Linked DNA regions of Mus musculus: region 2 is linked to region 1. A link is a loop called in an ENCODE intact Hi-C map of the cell type or tissue named here. Cell type or tissue: left cerebral cortex. All regions are shown on one strand. Each heading gives the region's core, and the rest is flanking DNA. Links, peaks and the distances in the headings are about the cores only.

What was found. Hi-C counts contacts between places; a loop is a spot of excess contacts. Peaks named below come from ENCODE experiments on the same cell type or tissue, not always from the same donor. Only the 100,000 strongest peaks of a DNase experiment are listed, where the experiment ranks them.
Region 2: a loop joins it to region 1, with 4 times the contacts of the local background. A loop is called at or near these places in 15 of 42 quality-filtered maps.

The regions. Positions count from the first base shown.
Region 1 is chr6:92,085,938-92,100,916 of GRCm38, reverse strand. Nr2c2 (nuclear receptor subfamily 2, group C, member 2) reads right to left here and starts at 8,484. Exons shown (of 15, transcript NM_001347342.1): 1 at 8,103-8,484. In left cerebral cortex, for the core only: a CTCF peak has its summit at 8,331; a DNase peak (open chromatin) is centred at 8,627; H3K4me3 peaks cover 2,160 bases; H3K27ac peaks cover 1,804 bases.
Region 2 is chr6:92,178,406-92,193,384 of GRCm38, reverse strand. It overlaps Mrps25 (mitochondrial ribosomal protein S25), which reads left to right and starts at 9,362. Exons shown (of 4, transcript NM_025578.4): 1 at 9,362-9,545; 2 at 14,569-14,675. The coding sequence starts at 9,412. Rbsn (rabenosyn, RAB effector) reads left to right here. Exons shown (of 12, transcript NM_030081.3): 10 at 154-256; 11 at 2,032-2,136; 12 at 2,927-6,673. The coding sequence ends at 4,075. In left cerebral cortex, for the core only: CTCF peaks have their summits at 8,264 (motif pointing left) and 8,937; DNase peaks (open chromatin) are centred at 8,958 and 9,364; H3K4me3 peaks cover 1,606 bases; H3K27ac peaks cover 967 bases.

The sequences.
Region 1 (14,979 bases), core at 7,020-9,519:
ACTGCTCTTCCAGAGGCCCTTAGTTCCCAGCAACCACATGGTGGCTCACAACCATCTGTAATGGGATCTGACGCCCTCTTGTGGTGTGTCTGAAAACAGCTATAGTATACTCATACATAAAATAAATCTTTTTTAAAAATGGGAATTTATCAAAGAAAGGAAGAATGGAGAGTATTCTAAGCAGGAAGGACAGTTCTTAAGGAACTAGCAAGTCTGACACAGAGTGAGGTATTTGAGGAACAGCAGGCAATATGCCAAAAACTATGGGAGAGATCAGAGGCTGACACTGGATGCTGGGGAACCATCAATAGCTTTAACATGATTGTATCTGATCTTCAACAAAAGAAACTTTTTTGATAGCAGGGTGGAGGTGACAGGAAAAGTAATATTGCAAACAAAAGCCAGTAACGACTCATGACAACAGTAAGAAATGAAAGTAGATCCTTAAATTTAATTTCAAACTAACAAGTTATCCTGAGCAGCACATGATGACAGCAGGACACAGTAAGTAAAAACTGTGGTGCAGACCACAGGGTAACAAGAGCACAAATGAACTCTTCCAGACTCACAGAAGACTGACAGCTGATGAAACCCTGTTTTCAGTTAAGTAGGCATATGGACCCTAACACAGCCAATCAGGTTCTTGATGGGAGCAACAGGTCTCTCTCAGTGGGCAGGAAGTATAGCTATGGCACTCAGCAACAGAGAAACTGTCTTCAGTAACTGGAATCTAGGAACTCATCTTTCCTTTCATGATCAAGGGATTCAAATCACTCATGCTTATGTACTGCCTACCTGAACAAGAACTTAACAGCATTCAAAGTGCCTATTGTCCTGAGCAAGTCTCCCTGGTTGTGAGGCTCAGGCACTAAGCTGATCTCTCTAATGCTAACCACATCAGACTGCCAAAATGTGTATATTGAATCTGGAACTAACTGTATGTTGTAGCTACTATTTGTTGAAAGTGCTGCTTTTTTTACCTTCTCAAAAAAACAAAAGCAAAGAAACATGAAGGCAGAAACTAAAACTGTGAAACATTCTTTAAGATATAACCAAGATTGAATATATGTATGTTGTATAAACAACCAACTATAATTCACACTGTTAAGCTGCCAGCTGGGCAAAATGAAAGGGCTGAATTAGGGTATAATCTGAAATAATTAAAAATAAATCAAGGTTGGGCGGTGGTGGCCCACACCTTTAATCCAGCATTCAGGAGGCAGAAGCAGGCAGATCTGAGTTTGAGGCCAGCCTGGTCTAAAGAGTAAGTTCCACAACAGCCAAGGCTACACAGAAACCCTGTCTCAGGGGGAAAAAAATTAAAAAAAAAAAAAAAAATTCAGGGTCACCTGTAGTGAGCATGCCTTTTTGATCCCAAGTGTAACATGTAGAAATTAGCAATTGTTTAAATTAATTAAATGTTCTAGTCTATGAATGAAAGAGGTAAGTATCTGATACCCTGTTACTGTTTGAAACTTGCTTGTTCTATGCAGTGAGTTCCAGGATTAGGTAATAAGAGACCCTAACCCCATTCCCAGTCCCCCAAAAAAGCAGTATCAAATGATCATTTGAAAAATAAAAGGCAGGCAAGCCAGCTGTCATGATGGCACACACCTTTAATCTCAGCTTTTAGGAGAGATAGACCAACCCCTGTGAATTCAAGGCCTGCTGGTCTACATAGTGAGACCTTGTCTTTAAAAAAAAAAAAAAAAAGGATACAACTGGATAGAATTTCATGATATAGTTTAAGTATAATCTGTTAAAAACCTTTTTTTTTTACATTTTTAAATTTTATTTGTTCTCTTATATATTTCATCCCAACCACAGTTTCCCTCCTCCCTTTCCAGTCTCCCCCTCACACCTCTAACCTCATTCCTCCTCCACTTCCCTTCTGAAAAGGGTAGGTCTTCCAGGGTTACCAACCAAACATGGTATATCAAGTTGCAATAAGACTAGTCACCTCCTCTCATGTTAAAGCTGGATGAGGCAACCCAGTAAGAGGGAAAGGGTCAAAATCAAGCAAAAAGGATCAGAGACAGCCCTCACTCCCATTGTTAGAGGAGTCCCACAAGAAGACCAAGTTACACAACTATAACATATGCACAGAGGGCCTAGGTAAGACCCATGTAGAAACCTATTTATATTCGTGGAAAAATAAAACTCTAGATGACATAAAATAAGAAACACAAAGCCACAGATTTGATGTCAAATTAGGATTTGGAATTAGGACATGGGGGAAAAAAATCAAAGTTTAATATAATACCAATGTTCTTCAGTAGAAAACATGCCCTTTAGATGCCTCTAGGGCTCTAAGGCCAAGCTTAAATCCACAACCAGTTATCGAAATCCTGATGCTTTTAAGACTTCAAATGATCACTTAGCCTCTGGGTCATGTGCTTCCCTACCCATCATGCCCATCCAAAGGAGATTAGTTTCTTCTTCCAGTAAGAAAAAAGGAGAAATAGCCAGGCATGGTGGCGCATGCCTTTAATCCCAGCACTTGGGAGGCAGAGGCAGGCGGATTTCTGAGTTTGAGTCTAGCCTGGTCTACAAAGTGAGTTCCAGGACAGCCAAGGCTACACAGAGAAACCCTGTCTCGAAAACAAAACAAAACAAAACAAAACAAAAAAAGAAAGAAAGAAAAAGGAAAAATAACATTCCCGAGGGAGGCGGGAGATGAATATCGTAGAAAAGCTGCAGCTTCCACAGCCATGTTGTTCCTATGCTACTGGGGAACTACTACAGGTGTTTGTGTGTGTGTGAAGACTGCTGCTTCATCCTACCAATGACTTAAGTGTAATAATGATAATATTGATTCTGTTTCTGTTAGAATGAGCCAGGAGTAGACAATTGGAAAAGGAGGGCAGACTTCTGGGCACCTATGGCATGTTCTGTCAAACGATGTATGTTTTGATTCTCAGCACTTTAGTATGATGCATAAGCTCCAACAAGAAGTCAGAAAAACAGACACACAGGAAACATGTTTAAAGTGATCCAGCTGCTAATGAAGTGCTAGTATTCCAACTCATACCACTCTGACTTTAAAACTTACACTAGTACCTCTAGACCACATTACACTTCAAATAACTTTCCAAGAAAAACAAAAAGTCAAGGAAGAAAAACAGTAACAGGGTATCAGTTGAACATTTAATAACTAAACAACTGCTAATTTCTCTGTGTTACATACTTCAGTACTGCAGTCAGGACTTTATAATCCAGCTCCACCATGACAATTTCTTTAATATTTTAGCTATATAGCGACTTTACTGACCAAAATTGTTAAGATAGAAAATAAGTAGAGGCCTGGAGAGATGGCTCAGCGGTTAAGAGCAGTGACTGCTCTTCCAGAGGTCCTGAGTTCAAATCCCAGAAACCACATGGTGGCTCACAACCATCTATAATGAGATCTGATGCCCTCTTCTGGTGTGTACTTACATATAATAAATAAATAAATAAATATTTAAAAAAAAAGAAAATAAGTAGAACAGTGAGGATAATTTTTAACACTTTTGTTATTGTTGTTTTGAGACAAGGGTTTCTCTGTGTAGCCCTGGCTGTAGTAGTCCTGGAACTCTGTAGACCAGCCTCACCTCAAACTCAAATCCCAAGTGGTAGGGCTAAAGGCATGCACCACCACCACCACCTGGCAATTTTTAACAGTTTTAAGTAATAATTTTACTGAACTACAACATGCAAATGCAAAAAGTGCTCAAACTAAACACTGTGATGACTGTCTACTAACAGAATATGTATTCACACCAGAAAACAACAGTACCAGCAGCCTGAAGTCTCCAAAGCACCTCCCCTGTTATCATTAACTTTCCTTTCTTCTAATATCTATTATCAAGGATAGTTTTTGCTTGTTTTTTTTAACTATAAGTAATATACTTTATGTGTATTTAGCTTCTCCTGCAGTCCATTTTCATTATGGTCTAGGATTCTAACACATGACTACACCATAACTTGATCATTTACAGCTGGTGTTCAGCTTGTTTCTAGTCTGGAGCTCTTATACTAGTGTTTCTGTAAATAGTCTTACTCATGCCTTACGGTAACTGAGATCTTGCCCTGGCGTGTCTTTAACTCAGTTATCTACCTGTCTCTGCTGAGATCAATGGTGTAAGCCATCATGCCCAAGCCTTACTTTCTAAGTAAGTTTTATCACTGATTTCCACTTTAAACCCTTTTATTTATTTTCATTTACTTTTTAGTTTTTGCTTTTCTGAGATAGGATTTCACTATGTAGCCTAGACTGACCTCAAACTTGCCATCCTCCCACCTCCCACCTGAAGTAGGCCCCTCATTCTGTATATCTCCAGATTTTAGCGTCTCTTACTTTGTTGCTAACTATAATAGGTGGTACTTATTCATTGTATGATCACTACCTTTCATTCATTCATGATCCTGTCACACACTAGAAGATGCAGAGCTAGGATCACAAGTATGCACTACTACACCCGGTTCAATTACACATTCTATAAGGGAGTATCTTATATCTCTCTAGAAAAACAAAATAATCTCATTTCTTAAAAGTTGTACTAAGTGAGTCAATATATATATTCTAGTCACCAGCCTTTTCAGCTGAGGACTGATATAATACCACTTGTGACATCTGCTTTCCACGTTGGTAAAACAATAATTACTAGGTATTCATCTTATCAACCTAGTAAATCTTGTGTTACTGTAAATAGGGGTGTGGGAGAGAGGATCATGAGCAATATAAATGTCATTTCTAGCATGTTCCATTAGTACACAATCAGATTCACTGTAGAAGAGAAGACCCTGAAAATGCATACTGAAGCATTCCAGCATTGAGCAGTTTCTCAAGAGGCATCCAATCAGCCAGTACTAGAATGTAAAGGGCACCTATGGGTAGCTTGGTAGGAACCTTTTTTAGCTCCTGCATAGCTGATTCTTACTACATAGAGCAGTAAAGGTAAACAAGGAAGGTTCTGGAGAGCTCTCACCTTTGAGCCCAGTACCACCAACCTTATTTCTCCTAAGAGCTGCCCTTTGCTCCAGACCCAAGCACATTCTTTCACATCTCCCATGAATCCAAACTGGAGAAAATTATAATCTTGCAATGAAATTCCTCTCTATTTACATTCTAACATTTCCAAAAACCTTTGGGGTTAGAATGTAAATAGAGAGGAATTTGTATTTACTGATCAGTAAATACAAAATAGATCCTGTCACCACCTATTAAAGGGTTTTAAGTCTTTTATTATTATAATGGAGGGGGTACTTTCTATTGCCTATAAGTCATACTTTGCCCTGAAACTGACTTTCATTGACATAATGCTTTCTAAAATCCAAGACTGCCTCATCAAGTCCAGATAAAAGTCTGCAGTAACTTATTCATTTCCTGTCCTTAACATTTCATTTCTCATCTCTCCAAGACGCCCAGATGCTAAGGTATGAACCTGGCTAAACAATGCCCTTAAACAATGCCCATGCCAATGTACTGAGTTGGGCTTCAATTCCCCCTATACACACCTCCTTCTCATCATTGTGAGCTATGCCACTTGAAAGTGTTCCCTGGCTGTCATACCTTTAGGTAGAAAGCTTTTCCTGCTTCAACATTAGCTTTTTAGTAATCAGGAGAGGTATCCTAGCTACCAGAGTTCACAGAAAGTTGCAACGGTTATGGGGAAGGAACAACAAGATAGCAAAGAATGACAGAGAATGTCAGCCTTTAGGCAAGTTAAACCTCCAAAGACCAAAAAACCATCTCCTATAGCGTGTCACAGAAACATGAATTTCAGATGATGATCACACACAGAAGAAAAGGTCAGCCATTAAGTGAGATATAACAACATATACCTTTGATCCCAGCACTCAAGAGGCATAGTCAAGTGAATCTCTGAGAGTTCCAGGCTACCCAGGGCTACATAATAAGACCCTGTCTCCAAAAAAGGAAATCAGCTTTTCATAGTCAGCAATAAAGGAAGACAAACTAAAATGTAGGGAATATATATCAGGTGGCTAGGCTGGTTTTGATGAGCTTCAAGGGCCATTTCCTATTCTGTTTTTCAAGACAGGGTTGCAAGCCTGGAACTCATTATGTGGCCCAGATTGGCTTCAGTCCCCTTGAGATGCTAAGCTCCCTTCACAGATGATCCCTTTTGGTGTCCACTCTGATACTTCAAACCTTTGGAGCAAATGGCACACAGGAGAACTCAAAGACATACTCAAATGTGAACCTCAAGCAAGATACAGGCTATCTCACCAGTCTCACCTCTCTTGTCTGCAGTTACTGCAGCAAATCCTCACCCACTCTCTTCCATCCTTGTGTTGGCTCCCTCTTCCCCAGCTTACAAATGTATAACCTCAAAAAGACTGCTTAATCAAGATTCTGGGACCAAGTTTTTCTGACTCCATGACCCAAGATCCTTCTATCATACCAGGTCGCTTGGTATTAAAAACTTCTCCACCTAGGCATGGTAGCACAGACCAGCCTAAAGTCTCAGCTGCTCAGAGGCTAACACAGGAAATCACTAGAGGCCAGGGTTAAAAGGCCAACCTAGACAACTTCTCAAACAAAACAACAGAACTAAACAAAAAAACCCTCAAAAAGTCCTAGAATTCCTCTTATAAAGGGAAGAGACTGTTGACACAGACCTTACTCCCAATCCCAACACAGAATTCTCATTATGTAGCCCTGGCTGGCCTAGAACTCTTGTGTGTGATAAAGTCTTGTGCCAACCACCATACTTGGATGGTCTCTTAAAAGTTTGATTGACTACAGACTGACAAGGATTTCGATACAAAATAACTGGAGAAAACTGCAGCTTCAGATTGATAGCTGTGTCTCCAATTAGAACGCCCTTTTGTGGTTGAACAGCCTTGAACCTGTGATTAGGCTATTCTTGCTGTTATCAGAAACTAAAGGTATCAGGGCACTTTCTCACCCATGTGCCTGAAAGAAGGGTCTGCATCCTTAAAAGATCTGATATCATTACAATATCAACTGTATTGTGATTTTAAAATTTCCAGCTTTTGGAAAGAGAAAACCCAAAAGGAAGAGCCATCATGCTTTGGGAGTGGGAAAGGGGGTTGTCACTTTATTTCATGAAGATTCTATCACCTCATAAATATTCAGGAAAACTTTAAAATCCACAGTGTAGAACTCACTGGGCTGCAAGTCACTTTGGGACAGCTTATTCCAATCTCTTTTTGGAAATGTTTGCTTGGCTTAACTTACACTGTCTCTTGAGATATCCAAAGAAAGAATTAAAACTGAGACTGCTCATATTATTAAAAAGGTATTGTTTGATTTCAAATATTTTATTTTGGATACCGGATCTTATAGCCCAGGCTGGCCTAAAACTCTATGTAGCCAAGAATGACACTGAAACTTCTGATCTGCCTCCACCGCCCCAGTAACTGGGATTACAGATATGCAGCACTACATAAGTTTATGCAGTGCTAAGGATGAAACTTGATTTCCTACATGCTAGCCAGCCCTTCCTACTATGTTATATGCACAAATATTTTAGTCATCAGACTTTCCAATGGAAGCTAACATTATATTTTGTAAAGTTTGTTTTCCACTTTGATAAATGAGATTTTCAGTAGCTTCATAGCATCAATCAATTTTATCTCTGGGAAAGATAAATATGTTAAAAGAATGCCTACTGAAGTCCAATTCAAATTCCCTGCTTAGTATAATGGACATTTTATTGCTGGGCATGCTATCCCAACTGTCAAGTTCGGGTAAAAATGCACCAATTAAATATGCAGCACTTAGCTATCAATAGTATCAGCAACAATTTACTCAACAAAAAGTGTGGGAAAATCTTCCCTTCCCATCTTCAAGCTTGCTATCCAGAACCCAGCTCTTTTCCTGAAATCTATTCAAACATTCAGTGAAGCCTGACTTCCTCACCATCCAATTAAATTAATGCCCTCACGATTCCTTCAGCACATCATCCAGTTTCTTCCATTCTCTGACCATTCTCTGAGCCTTTGTATCCCCTCGGCATCCAAAATTCTGGGGGGAGAATGGCTCCTTGCCCAGGTCAGTTGAATCTCTGGAAGTAGTGTCCTAGTGTCTAAAGCTACGCACAACTGTGTTTAATGAAAGTAGGAAAGAGAATCACCTCACAAGTTTTCCACTCCAGTTGGTTCCTTATATATTTCCACATCACCATTTTGGGACTAGGGATGTTACTCAATGGCAGGGCCGTCCCCAGCACCACAATAAGACGAAAAAACTAACACCACCATTTGCAAATTACTTTTGAGGCTGGCAGAGTAGCTTGGACTCCATTTTCAGAGAACAGTCCCTCAAACAATGCTGAGGAGAGAGGCGAGGCTTGGCAAGAACGTCTGGTGTCCCAATTTCATGGACTGAAATTGAGCCCGCCAGAGGGGCTCCGTCCAGAGTCGTGAGGAAAGCGCGAACCCCGGAGAGCCTCCAAGTGCCGACGAACTCTTCCCTTCTGGCCGCGCCATGGGTTCAAAAAGCATCACCAGCTTCCCAGCCCGAGACCCACCAAGTTCCTCAGAGGCTGGCCCGCCCGGCCTCACACCCCGCACTAGCGGCCCCCGGGACCTCCCTCTCCCACCTGGACCAACCAGCACAGCCCCGGGGGCGGTGCCGCAGGCCGTGGCCCTCCTATAAGGGGGAACGATTGGCCAGCCCGGCCGTCACTCAGGAGGTCGTGCCCTGCCCACGCCTCCCTCCCTCCCCTTCCACCCTCCTAGTCCGGAAAAACGGCGGTTGGGCCAGGGTGGCAGCCAACGGCAGGCGGGGAGTGCTGGGGTGAGGAGCGGGGAACACAGGAAGAAGCGGGCAGGCCGGGCGCGCGCCGAGGGGAGCCTGGCCGGCGCCGCGGGGACAAGATGGCGGCGCTGGCGGAGGGCCAGGCGTGAGGCGGGGCCGCGGACAGTCCCCCTCTCCGCCCCCGCGGCGCGCGGCCGGCCCGGTCAGGACAGCGGCTCGCCGGGCTCGGCCGCGGGAGGGGAGGGGAGTGGAAGAGAGGGGAGGGAAGGGTGCGGCCCGGCCCACTATGCAAAGCGCCCGCTGCTGCCGCCGCCACCGCCCCGTGGCAAAGGTAAAAGGCCGCGTTCAGCCTCCGCGGCCTCCATGGCGGCGCAGGCCTGCCCTCCTCCGCCGTGCCGCGCTGCGCCGCGCCGCGCCGCGGCTTGGCCCGGCGGGCTTGCTCTTACCTCAGGGTCGGGCGCCACCACAACCGCGGAGCAGATCCCGTGTCTGCGGCCGGCGCCCCCGGCTAGGAGGGCAGGGCGCGGGCCGGGCAGGCGCCGGAGGGCAGGAGCCCGGGGGCTCGGGCGGCCGGGACGCCGCGGCGGGCCGGTGCGGAGCGGGGCGGCGGGCTGGGCCCTGGCACCGCCGGGGTCGCGGAGGGACCGCGCTTTGTTATTGTTTTTGTCAGTGAAAGGTCAGAGTTCGTGACCCCGGTGCCGCTGCCGCCGCCGCCCGCGCGCTGGGAGGAGGAGGGCGAATGTTCCTCTTCCTCTTCCCGGCGCCAGCCTCACCGCGGCGGCGGGGGGCGGGCGAGCACGCGATTGGCTGAGCGCGCGCGCGCACCGGAACGCCGCCGCTGCCGCTGCGGCCGCCGCCGGAGCTGAGGCCCGCAGGCCTGGGCCGGGCAGGTGCGGCCGATCCCGTAGGCACCGCTTGCAGGCTGGAGAAGCGGGCCCTTGCCTGGCGCCGCGCCGAGATGTTGCAAGCGAGCGGTGTCCTGGGAGTGCACTGAGCTCCCGGTACCTTCCTTGGGATGGATGGTAGCTTTCTGTTTTAAAGCTCCGAGGATGTGCATGCCTCTGGCCGGACCAGGCAAGTGTGCAGATGCCCCAGGCCCATTTTTAAAACAGGTGCTTAGCCTTGGAGCCCAGACTTGTGCAGTCCCGTGCCCCTCTCCTTCGCGATTTGAGAAAAGCAGCTTTGGCACGCACTGATTGCATTCTGAAAAGCCTCCGGGTTATACTTCTTCATTGGGCTTGGGAAGGTGCCGCCGTTTCCCTCTGAGTGTCTGCCTGCAATGTTCACCCACTCCCCTTGATCACCGAGCTGTGTAGATTGGATATACTCTACCATCTAATTACACACACACACACACACCTCTTGCTCATTAGAAATAAATGCTTCAAGATTTTTGCAGTAGACATTTAGGCTTACAATAGGGTGACTCTAACAATGCCCATAGTCTTAATCGACTTTCTATTTTGTGGCAAGTGTTTTAAACACAGTCCCCTCCCCTTCCTGTCTCCTGGGAAAGTGGGGGGGGGGGGGCAGGGATGTATCTCTGTGCCCTACAGACCCTGTAGCTGAAAGGAGCCTCTACAGGAGGCAAGGAAGTTTTCCTCATTTATAGAACGTGTGCCCCGGGAGAGCTCAGTAACATGCCTAAGGTAGCCCATATATAAGTCCTTTCACTGTAAAATCCTTGAAAATATGAAGTGGTCTGGAATAGAATTTTCCAAGAATTAAAGTTTATAGTGCTAAATAATACAGTGTAAAAATTCACGTTGATGGGGTTTTCGAAGGAACAGTACAATTGCTCACGTTTTAAAAATAAATCATAATGAATGCACTTATCTTGGTTTATAGTTTTCTTTTTCTTCAGTTGATATTCTGGATCTGCCACTTAGACTCAGGACCTGGAACCCTCTTTAAGTAACCACAGTAAGGAAAACCAGAGCTCCTTGAAGCTACTGGTTCACCGGTGAAGTTAGCCTGGCTTCTGTTGGCCGCATTTGCTGTAACCTTAAGTAGCTTTTCAAATGAAATGTTTAAAATTGTAGCAACTTTTCTCTTGAAAATAACACATTAGCGCACCGCACAGATACATTGTTAGCAGGTAACAAGTGTTTGGAAGCTAGGGGTCAGGAAGACTTTATAACATCTTACTCCTTTTTAGAGTCACACACAAAATGGCACAATGTAAGGTGGATTTTAATATATAGGTTATATGCTTACCTGTGGGTTGTTCTTTTTTTTTTTTTTAACAAATAGCTTAAGTATTTTATTCGTTTGCAACTAAGCTTGTTAACACTATATAATGAAAATGTACAAAGAATAATGTTGCAGTTCTTGGTTAGATTTAAGTCAAAGACATTCATTAATAAGGAATCTTCAAATGTGAATACCCCAGAAATGTCCACAAGCCAGCTGATCACAGCAACTGTCTCTGGATATCACCTTACTTTGGAAGGTATTAGCAAACATTTGAATTAAAACTCAAGATTTTTCCAAAATAAAGCCGTAATTAATATACCTATTCTATATTCAAACTAAAACAGTTTTCATAAAACTTTCCTTTCCAAAACAACAGTAAATGAAACAAGGCATTTTGTAAAATGTGGTCCTGAACAAGTCACAGTAAAAATAAATATATACTTAAATCCCACCTCCTCAAAACAGAGGCTGTTTTCTGCTCACAACCTTGGGACCAAGGCAAAGAACAGCCAATAAGCAACTTCAGGCAGGGTATTGCCAAAACCAAGCTCTAAGGGTTGAACACGGACACCTCAGGAGAGTTTAGGGTAGCCTGGACAAAGGGTTCAGATTCTATGTTGAAACTGATGCAAAGGTGAGCGGCTCCTCCCAGGTAGCAGTGCTGTGAGCCTGGCCCAGCCCCGCACTCGTTACACGCTCCAAGGACACCCTGATCTTCTGCTCCAGGGGAGATCTTTTCCCTGTAGAAGTTCAGCGTTCAGGGAGCTCCGTGACTGTATGAATGAGGTGAGCTCAGACTCCACAGGATATTTTAAGGCTTGGAGACAAAGTATTTTTCCAGCACAACTAGGCAGAGTCCATGTACTGATAGTCTGTCTCCAGTTTGTTCTAATTTCTCACCACGTATTTGCAGATTCAGGACTGCAGACCTTCCCTAGATCATCATAATCACATCTAATGTCCATCCTAACTTACAATTCAAATTCTGTGCCTGAAAACAGTTCCTGTATTTAACGATAATACCTACAAATAAACAACCCACTGTTACAACCTATATGGTCACCAAACATTAATGATCTTCTGTAGACCAAGAAAATGTTTTTAACCATAATTGTCGTGCATCAAATTCACAGCCAGAATCCCCAAGATCAAATATTTTTTTGCACAATACAAATAATAACTTAAAACAGACACACACACGCACACACTCACACTTCTCACAGAGCTGTGCTTGGGGAGACTCCACGTGTTGAGTGCCACTGAAGGCATTCTTTGCTAGACTGCTGTTCCAGGTACTTTGTCTGGAGAGCCTGATAGGGTTGGCAAAGCAATTCGTTTGAGCACCACAGATGATGTGTCCCAGGCTTAGGTCAGTGATCTCATTGCCAAAATGTATAAGGTCAGATAATGTGGCTCAAGTTAGCCAGGTATGGTATCCTACACCTTTGATTCCCCTGACTCAGTAGGTACAGACAGGCAGATCTCTGAGCTCGAGGCCAGCTCGATCTATGAAGTAAGTTCCAGGACCACTACAAAAAGAACCACTGTCTGAAAAGAACAAACAAAATTGCCCAAGTTGGCCTCAAAACTCACCTTGAACTTCTGATGATCCATTTCTGAAATATAGGAATACACCACCTTGTCCAGTTTAGGTGGTACTTGGGATGTGTCTTAGGGTCTCTTACTGGGGTGAAACACTAATACCAAAAGCAACTTGGGAAGGAAAGGTTTTACTTATACTTCTAAATTACAGTTCCTCATCAGAGGTGGTAAGGAGAACTGGAAGCAGGAGCTGATGCAAAATCCATGGAGGAGTGCTGCTTCCTGGCTTGTTCCTTATGGTTTGAAGCCGGCTTTCTTACAGAACCCAGGACCACCAGCCTAGGGGTGGCACCATCCCAATGGACTCTGCCCTCCCCCATCATTCACTAATTAAGAAAGTGCCCCACTGCACAATATTATGGAGGCATTTTCTCAATTGAGGTCCCTCTAGCTTGTGTCAAGAAGGCATAAAAATTAGCCAGCACATGAAGTGGTAACTTCTGGGGGTTTTTTGGAAAGTCAGTTATGTCAAATGATGTTTTGTTGGAACACACAGGTGAAGAGATGTGCTAAAGCAGACACATTAAAGGACAAGTGATGGAAGTCGAGATATGACCTCACAGACAGTGGGAGCTTGAGAATTGGTTTGCTTTATTCTGTCTCACTATTATTTGCTAACAACACACATGTATTGGTTTGCTTTACATTGCATTGCTGAGCTCTGCTTGTGGTAATGCCATAAAGAGAGACTTGCCAAAGAACTTCTTGTGAGGTTCCTGTGGCTTCTTGACACTGCCTCAGCCCTGGGCTGGTTGGCAAGCCTTGTGGTTTCTTCTGGATTGAACTTGGTGTGGGGTGTCTACCGAATGGACTGGACTACAGCTGCTGATTTGTACTGGTGTTTGCAACTGGACTACAGCTGCTGATATCCTGACAAAGAAGATTAGACTTGCCCCCAAAGAACTATTCTAAAAAGGTTACTAATAACCTTTGTATCCTAAAAACCTTTCTTTTCCACTACCTCTGGTGGATAGTGGGTTAGAGGGTGGTTGAACCCTTATTAAAGTAGACTGGAAAAAATTTATACCTATATGCACAGAATGGAACCCAGGGCTTAATGCATACTAGGCAAGCACCCTTCCAATTGAGCTACATCCTCAACCCAAAACAAAATTGCTTAACCTTTTAAAATGTAGTTTTTGAAGACTTTTTTTTTTTTTTAATTCTGACCATTTCAGTAGATTGTTCTGTTACAGGGACTGGGGCTCTTGAGAGTGATATGTGAGCCTGCACATCCTTGGATGAAGATTATCTGGAAGTCGGCCCACACTGTGGGCCCTGTCCCATTTCTCAGCCATGATAGTATAGTGCAAATCTGGTGGCTTTCCAACAGCAGTGTGTGACACAACCTCCACGATGTCCCATCTTTACCAAAGACTTCAATGAAACACAGTCCAGTGATGCTCCTGAGCTGGGATATGGTCTGGGTCTTCTGGCTGCCTGCACAGGGCTCTATGGGCGAAAGGGTCTCTGACTCGGAAGTCCCCTGAGTGAGTGGTCTTTTTCATGGTACCGATATAATTTGTGGTCAGTGACTGATTGACTCATTTGTAGCTTTAAGAATAGGACATGTAAACCGGGCGTGGTGGCGCACGCCTTTAATCCCAGCACTCGGAGGCAGAGGCAGGCAGATTTCTGAGTTCGAGGTCAGCCAGAGTGAGTTCTAGGACAGCCAGGGCTGTACAGAGAAACCCTGTCTCAAGGAAAAAAAAAAAAAAAGAATAGGAAATGTAACTGTTGTTTTCATCTTTGGGCTTAATGTGGAATAATCACTTTTACAATCCAATGTAATTTTACACCTACATCTAAATGAAAACCCTGACTGACTGAATGTCAATTAAATTGATGTTAAGAAGTAGACATTGCTTTTTACATACCACTTTTGTGATAGTATAGACATCAGTTGCAGGCCACAGTGCAGCTGAGTGACAGGGAGCTTACCTAGCAAGTAAGGGATCCCAGATTCTGACCCCAGCATGGAAGAACATCCTTTCCCTGTTTTTGTAACATAAAGCTAGTAGTGCCAGTATTTTCTTAGTGGAAAGGCTTAATAATTACCTTTCATAAGTATGTAGGAATGTTGGTGTTTCTGTAATGGCTTATGCTTCTTACTATGGGGTAATCATTTCATCAGAGTTCCCTTCATGTTGCTTGTATAATTACTACATGCTTGCAGAATAAACATGAAGCTCCTGGAGATGTCATTAGGCTTATTGTTAAGAACGTGGACTTAGAACAGACAGTCTGAATAGTAGACTGCATGTTCCCAGTGTGTTTACCCTACATCATCTTAAAACAGTCTCGTAAAGAAAATAATATTGTCCTGTTTTTACAGCTGGAGAGGCCAGGGCCCAACACAGGGAGGATGACTTCCCCAAACCAGGTGTCGGCAGATAGAACACATACTAATAGTTGTTTCTATTCTTGAGGACTCTGAGAAAACTGTCCCCACC
Region 2 (14,979 bases), core at 7,757-10,256, 92 kb before region 1:
AGAGGGGAAGGACTGGGCCTTGCTATGAAGGATACTTCAGTTTCTTCTATGTTGTTCCACATCCTCATGGTACAAAAGCCTGGCAGCTCCAGAGGCTTCACTGTTTCTGAGGTTGGCAGCACCCGTTACACCGATGCCTTTGTTCCAATATAGTAAGAAGATCTTAACCTTGGGCTTGAACCAAGACCCTTCACCACATCCAAACACTTTGCGGCTACAGAGAATGATCAGATACTCAGCTACATTATTTGTGCAGGTAAAGCCATGCTGGGGTGACATAAGTGTGTGGCTTGCTTGTTTTCTATTGATACAATTTTATTTCTTAAAATTATGAATTCCACATTTGGAGAAAAAGCTAAAACCTGGGTAAAAGTAAAGATACTTTTTAAACATTTTTACAACTTCATGCATGCATACAATTCTTGTGGCCATATTTACCCCCATTAACCACTCTCATCCCCTTTCATTCCTGCTAATTCCAACTTCCCAGCTAGTCTCTCCCTGTTTCATGCCTTTGTGTGTGTGCGTGTGTGTGTGTGTGGGGGGGGTGTCTAGTGTTTTTTGTTTTTAGACTTTACTTTAGATTGTATGTATGTGTGTCTGTGTATGGGTTGATGCATATGTGAGTGCAAGTGCTCTGGAATCCACAGAGCACATTGGATCCCCTGGATCTGAAGTCACAGACAACGTTGTGAGCCGCTTAATGTGGGGCTGGGAATGGAATTCAGGTCCTTGTCACTCCTGAGCCGTCTCTACAGCCACGGGTATTGTGCTTAAAATAGCTCTTAATCCTCTGTCTCCAGTACAATTGTTCTTCATTCTGGTATATTTTCTTTCTTATTTCTTTTGATCTATATTTTTTATATGCAATATTTATAATTAATTCATTCCATTAGCTTTCTCATTACTGTGATAAAATACTTGATAAACTTAAGGAAGACTTTATTTGAGTCACTTTGAAATCTGCTTAGATGGAGTCATGGTGGCAGGAGAGGAGAAAACTGGTTCTGTTGTGTCTGCAGTTACGAGGCAGGGAGAGGTGAGGTTGGTGCTCAGCTTGCTTTCTCCTTTTTATTCAGTCAGGACCCACCCACACCAGAGTGGGTCTTCTCACCTCACAGTTTTCTGGAAAGACCCTTTGGACACACCCAGAGGTGTGTTTCTGTTCTAAATCCACTCAAGTGGATAAGGAAGAGCAGCCCTCACAGACATTCCTGCAACTCTGTGTCTTGTTTTAATCACTGAATCTTCTATGCTTGTTTTGGCCATGGAATGGTACTATGGCTCTGTCTGATATCATTTATTGAACTATTTAGTTGGGGATTTGATGGATTCTAATTTTGCTGTTAGTGATAAGTGATATTTTCTCATCAGGGACTCTTTCTGGGCCATTGGCTAATGGTTCAAGAGCAGCAGACTAAATGTAGGTGACTAGATCTGAGTTGCATTTCTCTACCTCAGATATCTTATGCATTGTTAGAGTCCCTGGATAACTTGGATGCAAGTAGTTGTAAGGGAACCCCTCTCCCCTGGCAGTTGTTTCTTGCTTATATCATCTTAGGAAGGCCAGGAATTTTCATTAGTTTTTTGAGTCCTGTCAATTTTTTGAAGTTTCATGACTTTTGGCCTCCATCTTCCCTTCAGGAGGGGATATTTCCACTGGTAGAATGTGAATACATAGCAACAAATTACTAAAACGTGATATGTTAGAGAGTAGGGAGAGATCTAAGGGTGGTAATTAAAGAAAAGGGGCACCAGGGACTGCTGGGGTCTAGGTAGATGTGGGTGGATGGGCCCAGGGCACAGCCTCAGAAAGAAGCTGGCACAGGCCTGGGGGACATCTTCAGATCTGATGCCGCCATCTCATAAGGAAAAGGCAGGGCCATCTGAAAGGTGACTGCCAATTAGCACGCATGTTTTTTCTGTCAATGGTTGGAGTGGCTTACCCTAAGTGTATAAGGCTTAAGGTCCAATTTTTCTCCCCACTTCTCCAAAACACTTAAGTCTAAATTCTCTATTATTCTCCTACAGGAAAAGTTACTGGGTTTGATGTCACTGCCAACCAAAGAACAGTTTGAAGAACTGAAAAAGAAAAGGAAGCAGGACCTGGAGCAGAAGAGGACCGTGGAGAGACAGGTGTGTGGGGCTCAGGTACCTGGTGGCTTCTGTGTCCCTGCCCTCATACCCTACCCATTGGCTGCTGAGGCTTCCCTTCCCTCATACCTTACCCATTGGCTGCTGAGGCTCTCCCTCTCAAGCCGGCTTCTGTTATGCCCTAAGAAAAACAGCTGACTTCTCACTAAGTCCTGTTTTATTTAGTATTTGTGCTGATATTCTCCTGACTAGACCACCACAAGGACTGGCAGTTTTCCCTCTGTTAGGCTTGCAGGAAAGTTCAGGAGAAGACCTTGGAATGCGAACTGTTAAACAGACAGTAGAGGTGCAGTAGTACACGCTTGTATCCCAGCCCTCAAGAAGCTGAGACAAGAAGATTTTAAGTTCCAGTCCAGCTTGTTTGCACTACATAGTGAGGCTATACCTTTTACAAGAAAATGAGGGTGCTATTTTAAATTTCAGGGATAGAATACTTGCTCGGCATGCTTGAGGCCCTGGGTTCTACCCCTAGCACTACAAAACCCAAATGAAAACAGAAAAAAAGTATGTATATTTTAGTATTATCTGAAATTCTAGCCTTGATGGAGATATAGGTGACAGTCTTTGGAAGTTTAAGAAAAGTGTATAGCTGATGAAACTAAGAGGGAAGGAATCTTTTCAACTCATATTGTCTTATTTTTAAAATCTAAGCCTGCCCGTGTTTCATCAGTTGAATTATCTTAGTGTTGCTGAGACCATAGAGGGTAGCAGACAGGGATGGCTGCTGGCCTGGTGACCATGGTGACCCTGGTGATGTGAAATGTCTCTGCAGGCTGCTCTGGAGTCACGGCGGAAGCTTGAGGAAAGGCAGAGTGGTTTGGCATCTCATACAGCCAATGGGGACGTGAGGTCTCTTCGAGGCATCCCTCCCCCCTTGCGAAAGGCTGAGGGCTGGCTCCCACTGTCAGAAGGTCAGGGACAGAGTGAAGATCCTGACCCTCTCCTCCAGCAGATCTATAACATTACATCGTTCATCAGGCAGGCCAAGGCTGCAGGCCGCACAGATGAGGTGCGCACACTTCAGGAGAACCTGCGGCAGCTGCAGGATGAGTATGACCAGCAGCAGACTGAGAAGGCCATTGAGCTGTCCCGGAAGCAGGCCGAGGAGGAGGAGCTGCAGCGGGAGCAGCTACAGATGCTCCGCAAGCGAGAGCTTGAACGAGAACAGGAGCAGTTCCTGGCAGCATCCCTGCAAACACGGACTCGTGTTCTAGAACTCCGAGAAGTTATACCCTTCCAATTGGAGGCCAGTCGAGGGCCTCACATTGATCTCTCCTATTCCTTGGATCAGGACTCCTCCCCAGTTCAGAGCAGCACAGCTCCTGATATCCTTACACCTGGCTCAGCTCTAGCACCCATGCACTTGTGGTCTGGGCCCCCAGCCCTTGGCCAGGAAACACTCCCTCAGAGCACCATGTCACAGCAAAGTGATAAGGCCTCACTCAACCCGTTTGATGAAGACGACCTCTCCAGCCCTACAGAGGGTGCTATCAGCCCTGCTGCTGTAGAGGCTTTCCTGGGCCCTCCAGCTGCTGTCACCAAAGAATACAATCCTTTTGAGGAAGATGCTGAGGAAGAGGAGGTGGCAGAGTTGGGGGCAGGAAATCCCTTCACCGACCCAGACAGTCCAGCACCCAACCCTTTTGATGAGGATGACGGTCCCAGGCCTGCCAGTCCAGCCGCCCCTGGAAACCCTTTTGAAGAGTGCCCCTCCACCAACCCCTTCGAGGTGGACAGTGATAGTGGCATGGAGGCCGAGGAACACATCGAGGAGGAGCTGCTCCTGCAGCAAATTGACAACATCAAGGCTTACATCTTTGATGCCAAGCAGTGTGGGCGAATGGACGAGGTTGAGGTTCTAACGGAGAACCTCCGGGAGCTGAAGTGCACCCTGGCTAAGCAGAAGGGGGCCCCTAATTGACAGCAATGGGCAGGAACTGGGCAGAGTCTTGGGCAGCAGGATATCAAGTGTGAGGTGGGGATGGGCAGGCATCTGAACACACACAGGTTGGGGTGGGAACAGTAGTCTCTTGCTGTGCACTTTGAGACATTTCCACTACAGTTGAGCAAGAACGGGAAAAACAATCGGCATTCATGTGCTGGTTTTTCTGTATTCTTTTTTTAATGAAGTATTCCATTTTCAGGGGACTTTACCATTTTATTTTCAAGATACAGCTCTGTTGGGCCAAGGCAGAAATGGCTCATGGGCACCTCTTAGTTCATTTTCTGCGGACTGTTGTTGGTCATTATGCAGTATTATAGGGCAGCCCTTGACAGGCCCTTCCTGTAGCCAGGATAGGCAGGGCTCTAGCAGAAGTCTGTCCTGACTTGGTTGTTCCCTTTCAGCACGTCACTTAGGGAGATACTGCTGTGAAGCCCAGTGGGACCAGGGCCTCTTTATGGATGGCAGGAATGTTGCCAGTGTTGTCCCCTCCCAGTTAAAGGAAGTAAAATTCCCAAGTGTGAGGGTAGTGGGCTGGTGGTGTCAGTGTGAGCTTGACTGTGAGATAGTAGTGTTCAACTTTTTGGCGGATGTTATGGTTTGGAGAAGTTTCTACTTATGCAGCTGTCTGATCCCCTGGGAACCTCCTTCCAGGTCTTTGGTAGAATGACCGTTCTGCAGGTCACATTCAAGGGCCTGTTGATTTGGAATTGTGACTGGGAAGCTTCTGTGGAGTATTAGCAGGTGATGGAACACTTCTGAGTCAGGATGATTCTAGTAACTTCAAGGCCCTCCAGTCAGCCCTCTTCCTTGTGGTTTATCCTGACCTGGGAAACTGGTAAGATGTACTGAGAAATGGAAATATTTGAGGCACAGCCTGAGACCATTCCACAGCCCTGAAGTACTTGAACTCTTGATAGAAAACAGAAAGGGAAGTTATGTAGCTTAGTACTTTGGTTTACAGGAACAGATCGATTGACAGATGACCTTGTAAGGTTCTTGGTGTGCTCAGCTCTGGGTAATTTCTTTGGTGATGATACTCTTTAGTTAATGGACAATAACTGTCCACTAGTCACTTTCCCCTCAGCTTTCTCTGGGCCATGCCTTTTGTTGGTTACTGGTGTATAAGCTGAAAGTCTTCTGTCACATTCTGGTGAAGATCCATCTAGGTGGTAAGAATGTTATCTGGGTGCAAAGATCTCTATGTTGGCAGCTTTAATCCCAGTTCATTAGTACATGTTGGGGCTTTGGCTGGATAGAGAGCCCTGTATGGGGCTATGGGAAGGGCTGGAGAAGGAGGGAGCGTATGAACCCTTTGAGTTCTGCTGACAGGTGTTTACTGGCCTGCTAGTAGATTACCAGCCATTTGCCAGCTCTGTTGGTGTCAAGATGTTCTGGAAGGTAGGCAGCCTGGCATTTTATGTTACCTGGGGCAGGCTACCTCTTTCTAAAGCCCAGGCTCCAGGCATGCCCACCATATCTGCCCTGCTTGGTCTGCTATTGTGTCATGGACAAAGAGGCAGTGCTAACACAAGAATGAAGCTAAATTCTGGTTTCCACCATTACTTTTCCAGACTCAAATCAGGTGTTCAGGGTGGTACAACTGTAGACAATGCTTTTCTTATAAGACTGGGCTTCTTAATTAGCTGTGAGTGACTCGATGGGCAGTAGTGGCACATGACTTTTATCCCAGCACTTGGGAAGTAGAGGCAGGAATTTCTGAGTTCCAATCCAGCCTGGTCTACAGAGTGAGTTCCAGGACAGCCAGGGCTACACAGAGAAACCCTGTCTCAAAAAACAAACAAATAAATAAATAAACAAAAATAAAAATTGAGAAAAAAATTATCTAGTGACTTATTAAATGTACTTCTTTCTGGAACTCACCCCAGGTAGCAGTCTGACTGAGAGCATGGAGAAAACAAATGCTTTTAGACTGACTGACTATTAAACCGGGTGAACCCAGATCCCAGAGGGTTTCCTGAGTTTCTCATTGAATTCCTCGCTGACCATATTCTGAAAGTCCAACAGAACACGAGAGACTTGTCTGCCCCTTGTCTGGATCAGCTCCCAGAATGCATGCAGGTCAGAGTTGGTTTGCAGAGGGGGTTTGGCCTGTGAGGGAACCACAGTGCCAGCTTCTTACCGTGGGTGAATACTCGATGATTCCCAAGGATGGAGCACGTCCTTGATACGGTGTTGGCAGATCCCTTAGGTGTAGGTCCTGTTCATAGTGGACAGGCTTCTTGCTTATTCCCTTCTAACAACACTAAGGAACTGGAGCCTCATCACTGCACTTACCACATATCATGTCTTTGTCGTCAGACAGTAAAACATCTTTCTAAGTCATCATGAGCCATATTGTGTAGCTATGCCATGCGGTTCAAATTGTGGAATTGGCCTCGGTACGAGGTCAGACTAGAGGAGCTCGGTGTGCTGGTAATCATGATGACTGTCAGCAAGATGGTCATTGATGCGCATGCACTACACTGGGGCCTTGTATTAGAGGCTTTTATTAAAAACATTAAAATATCATTTATGTAAGGCTTTTATTAAAAAAATAACATGTTCATGGCTGGACTTGTGTGTGCTTAAAACGTCCCTTCACTTCCTTTTTGTAATGTGTGTGTGAATGTTTGCATGTGCACATGGAGGGGTGTGTGTGTGTGTGAGTGAGTGAATGTTTGCATGTGCACGTGGAGACCAGAGGACAACCTTGGGTATTAGTCTTAGGAAACCCATCCGCCTTTTAGGCAGGGTTTCTCATCCTGAAGCTTTCCAGTTAGGCTAGACTGGCTGGTCATCGACTCTACAGTCCTATCCCCACCAGAAACTGAAGCTCGGAGGGGTGAGGGAGCCTGGGGCTGGCATTTGCACCAGGCACTGGTACATTTCACACTTTACCTCAGCTCTGCCAACAGGTCTGTGTTGTGTTGTTTGACAAAGAACAGATTGGATACTTACAACTCATTTGCCATCAGTATTTAGGTGGGTTTGGGTTGGCTCAGGAATGGTGAAGAGGGAAGGGCTCAGCTATTACATAGACCAAAGAGACAGCAGCTGAACAATCTGGAAAGAAGTTAGGTGCGGCTAAATGGGTTTCTACAGTGACTTCATCTGGGCCTGGAGCCCAGGTCTGTCTGATTTGGGACCCAAGGCTGTTTATGTGGGCTGCTGGGTGTCTCCTGTGGATGCAGTATCATCTTCTGTGATGAAACTTCAAGGTCTGCAGCCTCCCCAGAAGCCTAGCACAATTTTTTTTTAAAGACTTATTTGAGTACACTGTCACTGTCCTCAGACACACCAGAAGAGGGCATCAGATCCCGTTACAGGTGGTTGTGAGCCACCATGTGGCTGCTGGGAATTGAACTCAGGACCTCTAAAAGAACAGTCAGTGCTCTTAACCTTGCCTAGCAGAATCTTAATCACTTAAGGATCTTAATCACTTAATGATTTCAGTTGCAGCGTCTTTCGGAAGTTGTCAGTCTTCTTACAAGCAGCAGCTGGCTTGAAGAAAAACCAGTAACCTTTCTTGGAGCCATTAGGAAACTGATTTGCAGGGCTCAGTTTCCTCCCAGCACCTGCAGTGGTGAGTTCAGAGTAAGCCAAGATCTGATGGCTGCAGCAGAACCCATGACTTGTAGGAATACCAGTAGTAACTTTGGTTTTTGTTATTGGGCTGTGAGTGAGGACAGTTAACAGTAAGACTCCCTCTTACTGTCAATGGTTTTCTCTTAATAATCCTATGTCCATTTCCTGTTAATTGGCTGTTCCTCCTCTTGATCTACGGTTGACTTTATTTAATCCCGTTTACAGTATTGAAGCAGCTCTTGGATTAAAGGTGTGTGCTGAGACTGAGCCATACCACAACTAAAAAAGGTTTTTCCAGTAAGTAACACCATTGTGGGGCTCACAGTGTGATTAGATACCCTGCAGCCGCCTGCTGCACTCTCAAGGGTATGCTCTAGAAGCTTACCTTCCTCTTCAGACATGTAGTTATAGCTGAAGCTTATTAGTGATGTGTTCACATATATGCAGGCAAAACACTCATACATAGGGGCTGGAGAGATGGCTCAGTGGTTTAGAGCACTGACTGTTCTTCCAGAGGTCCTGAGTTCAATTCCCAGAACCCACATAGTGGCTCACAACCATCTGTAATGGAATCCGATGCCCTCTTCTGGTGTGTCTGAAGACAGCTACAGTGTACTCATAAATAAAATTAATAAATCTTTTAAAAAATATAGACATAAAGTAAAAAAAAAAAAACTAAAACAATTTACAATTTGGTAGCTGGGGAGATGGCTCGGTGGGTAAGAGTACTTGAGGGTCTGAGTTCTGATCCCAGGATCCATGTAAAAATCTAGGTGAGATCATCTGTGCCTGTAACCCCAGAAGTGTGGGTTACAATCCCAATTGCTGGAGCTTACTAAGAGAACAGAAACACAGCAGGACACTTTTCCCCCAGCCTTCATGTGTGCACAGGACATGTCTAGAATTGTTGGATTATTTGAGCAGAGGAAAGAACACTTAAGTTTTGAAAAAAAAATACTAGAATAAAAGATTAACAGATGAAAAATGCTCTAATGGGCTTATCAGTAGACAGTTCATCTATGAAGCCTGGGAAGTCAGTTGAAAATTTACATAATTACAAAGGGAAAAAATCTTGAGAATCCTATAGAAAAATTAATTTCAGCCATAAACAGCGATTAAAAATTACAGTGGGGCTGGAAAAATGGCTTAGCAGTTCAGTGCACTTGCTGCTCTTTTAGAGGTCCCACATGGCAGTTCACAGCTCTGTAAGGTCAATTTCAGGGGACCCAACGCCCTCTTCCAGCCTCTGCGGGCACTGCGTGTATGTGGTGCACAGCCACAACACACAAGCAAAACAGTAAGGTAAAAATAAATCCTAAAAAAAAAAATGCAGCGCAGAGTGACATGTTGATTGTTGACTTGTCATATCTGTCACAACCACTCTTAACAAGCGAACGACCCCCTCCTCTAAGCAGAGTCCTTTGAGGCAGACCCTGACGCGCCAGAGCAAGCCACTCTTTCCTCCTTTGCAAATAAGTTTTCCCTTTGAATCAACAGCGACTTTTCCGTCAAGCTCTTCACTTCAGAACTGGAGATCTTGGGAGAAGATAATTGGTTTCTGTGAAGACAAAAACGACAGGTTGATTCCCAACGCTGAGGCGGCTGCGAGCCCGGGCCCAAACTACGAGTCCCAGGCTGCCCCGCGGCCGCGCTGGCCGCCGGGAAGTGCCTCCCAAGATTCCCGGAGCCGCGCTGGTCCGCGGCTTGAGGAGTTCCTGACTTCCACCATGCCGATGAAGGGTCGCTTCCCGATCCGCCGTACGCTGCAGTACCTGGGTCGCGGGGACGTGGTATTCAAGGAGTCTGTGAAGATCATGACCGTGAACTACAACACGTATGGGGAACTGGGCGAAGGCGCCAGGTCAGTGTGGGTCACAGCCCTCGGGGTTCAGTGAAAGAAGCTGAGGCAGTGGAGGGCATCCCGACTGATCCCCGATAGAAACCCGAGTGCTCCTCCACCGGAGGGATGGGTTGCGGCTGGAAGGCTGGCCCCTTGTGCGAGGCTGTGGCGCGGGGAACGCCTTGGGAGCGGAGTAGTAAGTTTCCGCACCTGTGCACAGCATGGCTTGCTGCTGCTTAGGACACTTGATGAATGAAAGGTTTCATTGACCCGTTTATCATCTCTGAGCAATGCTTTGGACCCTTCCGAACTTACTGCACATTTATTGAGCGCCCAAAACGCTGGGTTCAGTACTGGGATTTTCCACAGTACGGGATAAACATGACTGTAGATAGAAGTGGATTTGTAGAACGGATCAGAAAGAGAGAAGAGAATAATTTTCAAGGTGGAGAGTGGCCCCTGTGGCAAAGACCTTGACTTCATGAGAGCCAGAAGCCGCCTTCAAGCCATTTTCTCTGGTCAAGTTGACCCCCAAGACCTAAGATTTGCTAGCCTGGGATCTGCTGGGGTGAGGGCTCTCTGGAACCCTCTCGGTGGACCAGAGGGTTCGGGCTCTACTCCCCACTTGTCAGGAGTTTATGCATATGCAAAGGCCTCTTAACTAGTTGTATGACCTTGGGATCACACAAGTTCTCTCAACTTCTGACAGCATTTTTCCTAGGCGGAACACCACAACATCAGTGTGTTGGTGGTGGTGTGGGGTTGCTGGAGAATAAAGTGCCTGGCAGAGTGCAACAGGTGCTGACCTTGTGCCCATTTGATCCAGTAGGTGCATCTATATCTATCTGGTTTGTGGGCACAAGGCTCTGTGCTTTGGGATGGGAAGACAGAGACTTGCTGACAAGTTCTGCCTTCAAGCTTTTGGGTGGTGTGCTGTGGAGCTTTCAGGGCAGTGTTTCCTCCCCAGAAGCAGTTCTTTCACTTTTTCAAGTTTTGTGTTGATGTAATTACTTAAAGGTCTCCACCCCACCCGACCCTGTGTTTGTGTATGTGTGGATACATTAGCATTCAACCAAAGATAATGTTTCTAAGGAGCTGGCTGACTTGGTTTCTTTTTGAAATAGGGTCTCTCAGCCTGGGCTTCATGGATTCAGCTAGGCTGGTCAGTAAGCCTGGAGCCAGCAAGCAAGGGCTCACACCTGGCCTTTTACCTCTCTCTCTCTCTCTCTCTCTCTCTCTCTCTGTCTGTCTGTCTCTCTCTGTGTGTGTGTGTTTTGTATGTCATGAGAGTTTATTTACACCATATGTGTGCAGGTGCCCATGAAGCCAGAGGGTGTTGGATTCTCTGGCACTGGAGTTACAAGTGGTTGTGAGGCACTTGATGTGGGTACTGGGAACTGAACTCAGGTCCTCTGGAAGAACAGTAAGCACTCTTAATTGCTGGGCCATTTCTCCAACCTCAAGTAAAATCTTCCTTAAGTTTTAATTGAGATAGGGTCTCACGGTGTGCCTAGCTGGCCTGGAACTCCTTTATAAACCAGGCTAGCTTCCAGCTAACAACAGATCTTCTTGCTTATCTCTGCTTCCTGACTACTGAGTTTAAAGATGTGTGACACCACACCTGGCTTGCTTGTAAAAATGTATATGTGAGTGTTTTACCTCCATGTATGTATGTGCACCACATTGGTGCCTGGTGTCCATGGGATTAGAGTTACAGATGGTTATGAGCCACCATATGGGTGCTGGGAACTGAACCTGAGTCCTCTGCAAAAGCAACAAGTTCTCTTAACCACTGAGCCATCTCTATAACCCCCTACCTGTTTGTTTGTTTTTTAAGTGGATCCCGGAGCTCAGAGTCTGGTTGTCTTGCATGTATAATAAGCTCCTTAGTGATTGAGCCATCTCAATAGCACCCTTTTGACGTATTAGACCCTGCGGAAGAGGAGTATGGTTCTCATGGCCGTTGCCTCTGCCTGTACACACATCTGCATCCTGTTCAGCCTATCCTCCCTCGAAGGTCACTTCTGAACAGTCAGAACATGAGTTCTCTGATAATTTAAACACTGTGAAGACTCATTTTCTGTGACTTCAAGCCAAAGGGGAACGTGTGATTAATTTTCCTTCTTGGCTTTAACAAATCCTTGTGTTAGCCGTGTTTAATCGCTTCATTTTTGGCACTTTAATTGCAGATTCTGTCCCAGTTGTGGTAGTGTCTCGAGTGGTTTCAGGCTGCCTTTCTGCTGACTCAGTTTCATCCCTGGAATTAGTTTAGATGCTTCAATCTGGACTGGTGGTGTAGGAACCTCTTGGCATGATCATTGAGGTAAAGAGTTGGTCCTTGCATGTCATGTGACTAGAAATAGAAAGCTAAGGTCCTGTTCCATGGATCAGTGGGTGTGGGGCAGATTGAACAGGAAGGAAGCAAGGATGCCTTGGAGTGAGGGCATTTGAGGAGCCTTAATTAAGGGATTGCTTACAAAAGTGTGGACAGAAATGGGGAAAAGAAACGTTGAGTGAGGGATAGCATGGACCCCAGCCCATGCAGGACAAGTGAGGTTAGGAATGTCCATTGGAGCCTGAGGACCAAGGGGTCTGGCCACAGGAGCCTTCAGGCTGGACATGCCAGGGCTGAGCCGGGAAAGGAAATAGCTGCCTTTTACCTGTCACTGGTACTTCCTGCCAGCCATTTGAACCCATTGTGAAGCCAGATAGCCAGGTAGTCCTTATAGCAGATGGATTCAGGGTGGTGAGGGAACAGTATGCAGAGCCAAGATTGGCCTAGATTTGCTCTGTGTTGTGGACAGCTATGTGTGCTTTATTGCTTTGTGGTTCTGAGGTGGATGCTAGGAAGACGCTCTGCTGCGGCGCTCTGCTGCGGTTGTGTTAGAACTTACTTAGCTAGGGCTCTCCTGGTGCACCATGCTGATCTGAACACTCCAGCCTGAACCTCAGTATCTTTACTTTCTGTTCCATTTGGCTCATTCAGGTACTGAGATCTAAAAAGGGGAATGTAGTTAGTGTTCTGCTAGCTTTAAAGCTTCTCGCCATCAACTGATTGCCAGACAGGATAAGGCAGTTAACCGACTCCTATAGCACAGAATCAGTTTTACTGATGTGTATACTGTGCTATTGTAGCAGAATTAGCACCCGTCTTCCTGCCTGAGGCATGGGAGTATAGGATTATAGGTGTGCCAACCTCCCACCCCCCATGTCTATAGTGTAACACTCTTATCCTGTTGCCATTTCTTCTACACTGTGCTAAGGAGCCGTTCAGTAACTTGTCCACTGCACATATGGAGATGCAGCCCTGTTTGCACAGGACTCTGGACTTGGTGCTAGGAACTCTGTGAGGGAGCACTAGTTTGTTTTTCTCAGTGACTAGACATGAGTCCTGATACTTACAGAAGTGCAAGTATTGGGGACACACCAGTCTTCTATGCCTGTTTTTTCTCACTTTTTTGGAGGCAGGTTCCTCTTACAGTTTTTGTCAAGTCCCAGACTTTCTCCATGGAAAAGGCATGCACAGAATTTCAGGGAGAAAACTCTTGGATTAGATTTACATAGGTTCATTTCTAAAAAGCTGTCACATGGTGTGGTGGTTTGAATGAGTGCCCCCAATAGGTTATTATGTTTGAATGCTTAGTCACCAAGGAGTAGCACTGTTTGAGGATTAGAAGAATTAGGAGATATGGCCCCGTTGGAGGAAGTGTGTTGCTAAGGGTGGTCTTTGAGGTTTCAAAAGCTCATGCTAGGCCCAGTACCTCTTGCTCAGCCTGCACCTTGCAGATCAGATGTAAGCTCTCAGCTACTCCAGCACTATGCCTGTCTGCCTGTCACCAACTCACCTACGTGATAATGGAACAACTCTCTGAACTGTAGACAAATCCCTAATTAAATGCTTTCTTTTTATAAAAATTCCCTTAGTCATGGCGTCTCCTCACACCAATAGAACAGTAACAAAAACAGAAGTACCAAGGACTGGAAATATTACCTGATCATGTTTGTTGAAGGAATGTGGAAGACTGGAACTTTGGACTTAGAAGTGCATTCAAACACTTTAGTGAGGCTACTGAGCCATCCTAGCAGGAATAGGGAAGACAGTGATAATGAGGGTGGTGTGGACTGTCGGGGCTCAGCTCAAGAGAGTCAGAGGAAATAAAATATTAGCAGCTGGCCTAAAGACCATTATGATATTTTGGCAAAGAATGTGGCTATTATTTTGCCCTTGTCCAAAAGATCTTCCAGAAGCTAACTTGAAGTGGTTTGTATTAATGGCATTGGCAGAGGAGATTTCAAGACAGCATAGTATTGACTTTGTTGGGTGGTTATTGCAGATCTACAATGAAAAGGAACAGGGCAGGCAAAGAGAAATACAAATTGCACAATTTGAGGAGAAAAAGAGCACCAGGAAATGTAATGATGGAGCCAACTCCTATGCTCAGGGAGGTAAAAAGTTTAAAGAATGGCCTGATGGTAATAGAATAAAGGAGTTAGTACTTGACCCTTAAGTCGGGGTACCGCTCTGCTAATCCTGCAGCAGTTCCTGTGAAAGGGATAAGCCTGGTGGATTTCTTCTGCTTAGAAACCATTAGCCAGTTAAAACTTATGCAAATGCAAGTCTTGGCAGGGGTGCGGATGGGGGGCAACCAAGCAAGCAGAAGTAGTTGACACCTTCCGGTTCTAGATTTAGTCAAGGATACAGGAAGGGGTTATGGAACCTTCCTCCATAGCTAAGGAAAGCCACTGAGGCCAGGCATTTGGGAGAACAGTTCTACATGGGGTTTCCGGGAGCCCATTGTATGAAGCTATAAAGCTAGAGCCTAGATTGCATTGTAGACCCCAAGATATTGGAGATGTCAGAGTCGTGGGATACCTACCAAGGAGAGCTGCCAACAGGGTGTGGAACCAGTATAAGAGAAAGAAGGAAGTTGCAGTCAACAAAGCTGGAGTTGGAGTCTGGAGTTACTTGGCATCAGACATGGAGACGCACATGGGTTCATTTCTAGAGACCTGTTAACATGGGTTCATTTCTTGCTTTTTGCAGGAAATTTGTGTTTTTCAACATCCCTCAGATCCAGTATAAGAATCCTTGGGTGCAGATCATGATGTTTAAGAACATGACGCCATCGCCCTTCCTGCGGTTCTATCTAGGTGAGTGAGGCAAGGAAGACCCACCTGTCCCTTTCCAGCTGTAAGCAGCTGTAGCCTTAGCTTCCCTTGCCAGTTACCCAGTGGCTCCTGAGATCTAGACCCAGCTCCTTCACCTGTCTTTCTTCAACTCATCTCTAGTTGTCCTCTGCCTATCATGTGGTCCAGTTTACCCACATTCCTTTGCTGCTCTGTGCTACTGTGTCTTCACACTTTGCCTGTGAGCTTACAGAATGAAAACAGATCCTTTGCTGGAGATGTGTGTCCATAGCTCAGTGGTAAAGTGCACTGCACTGCAAAACCCCCA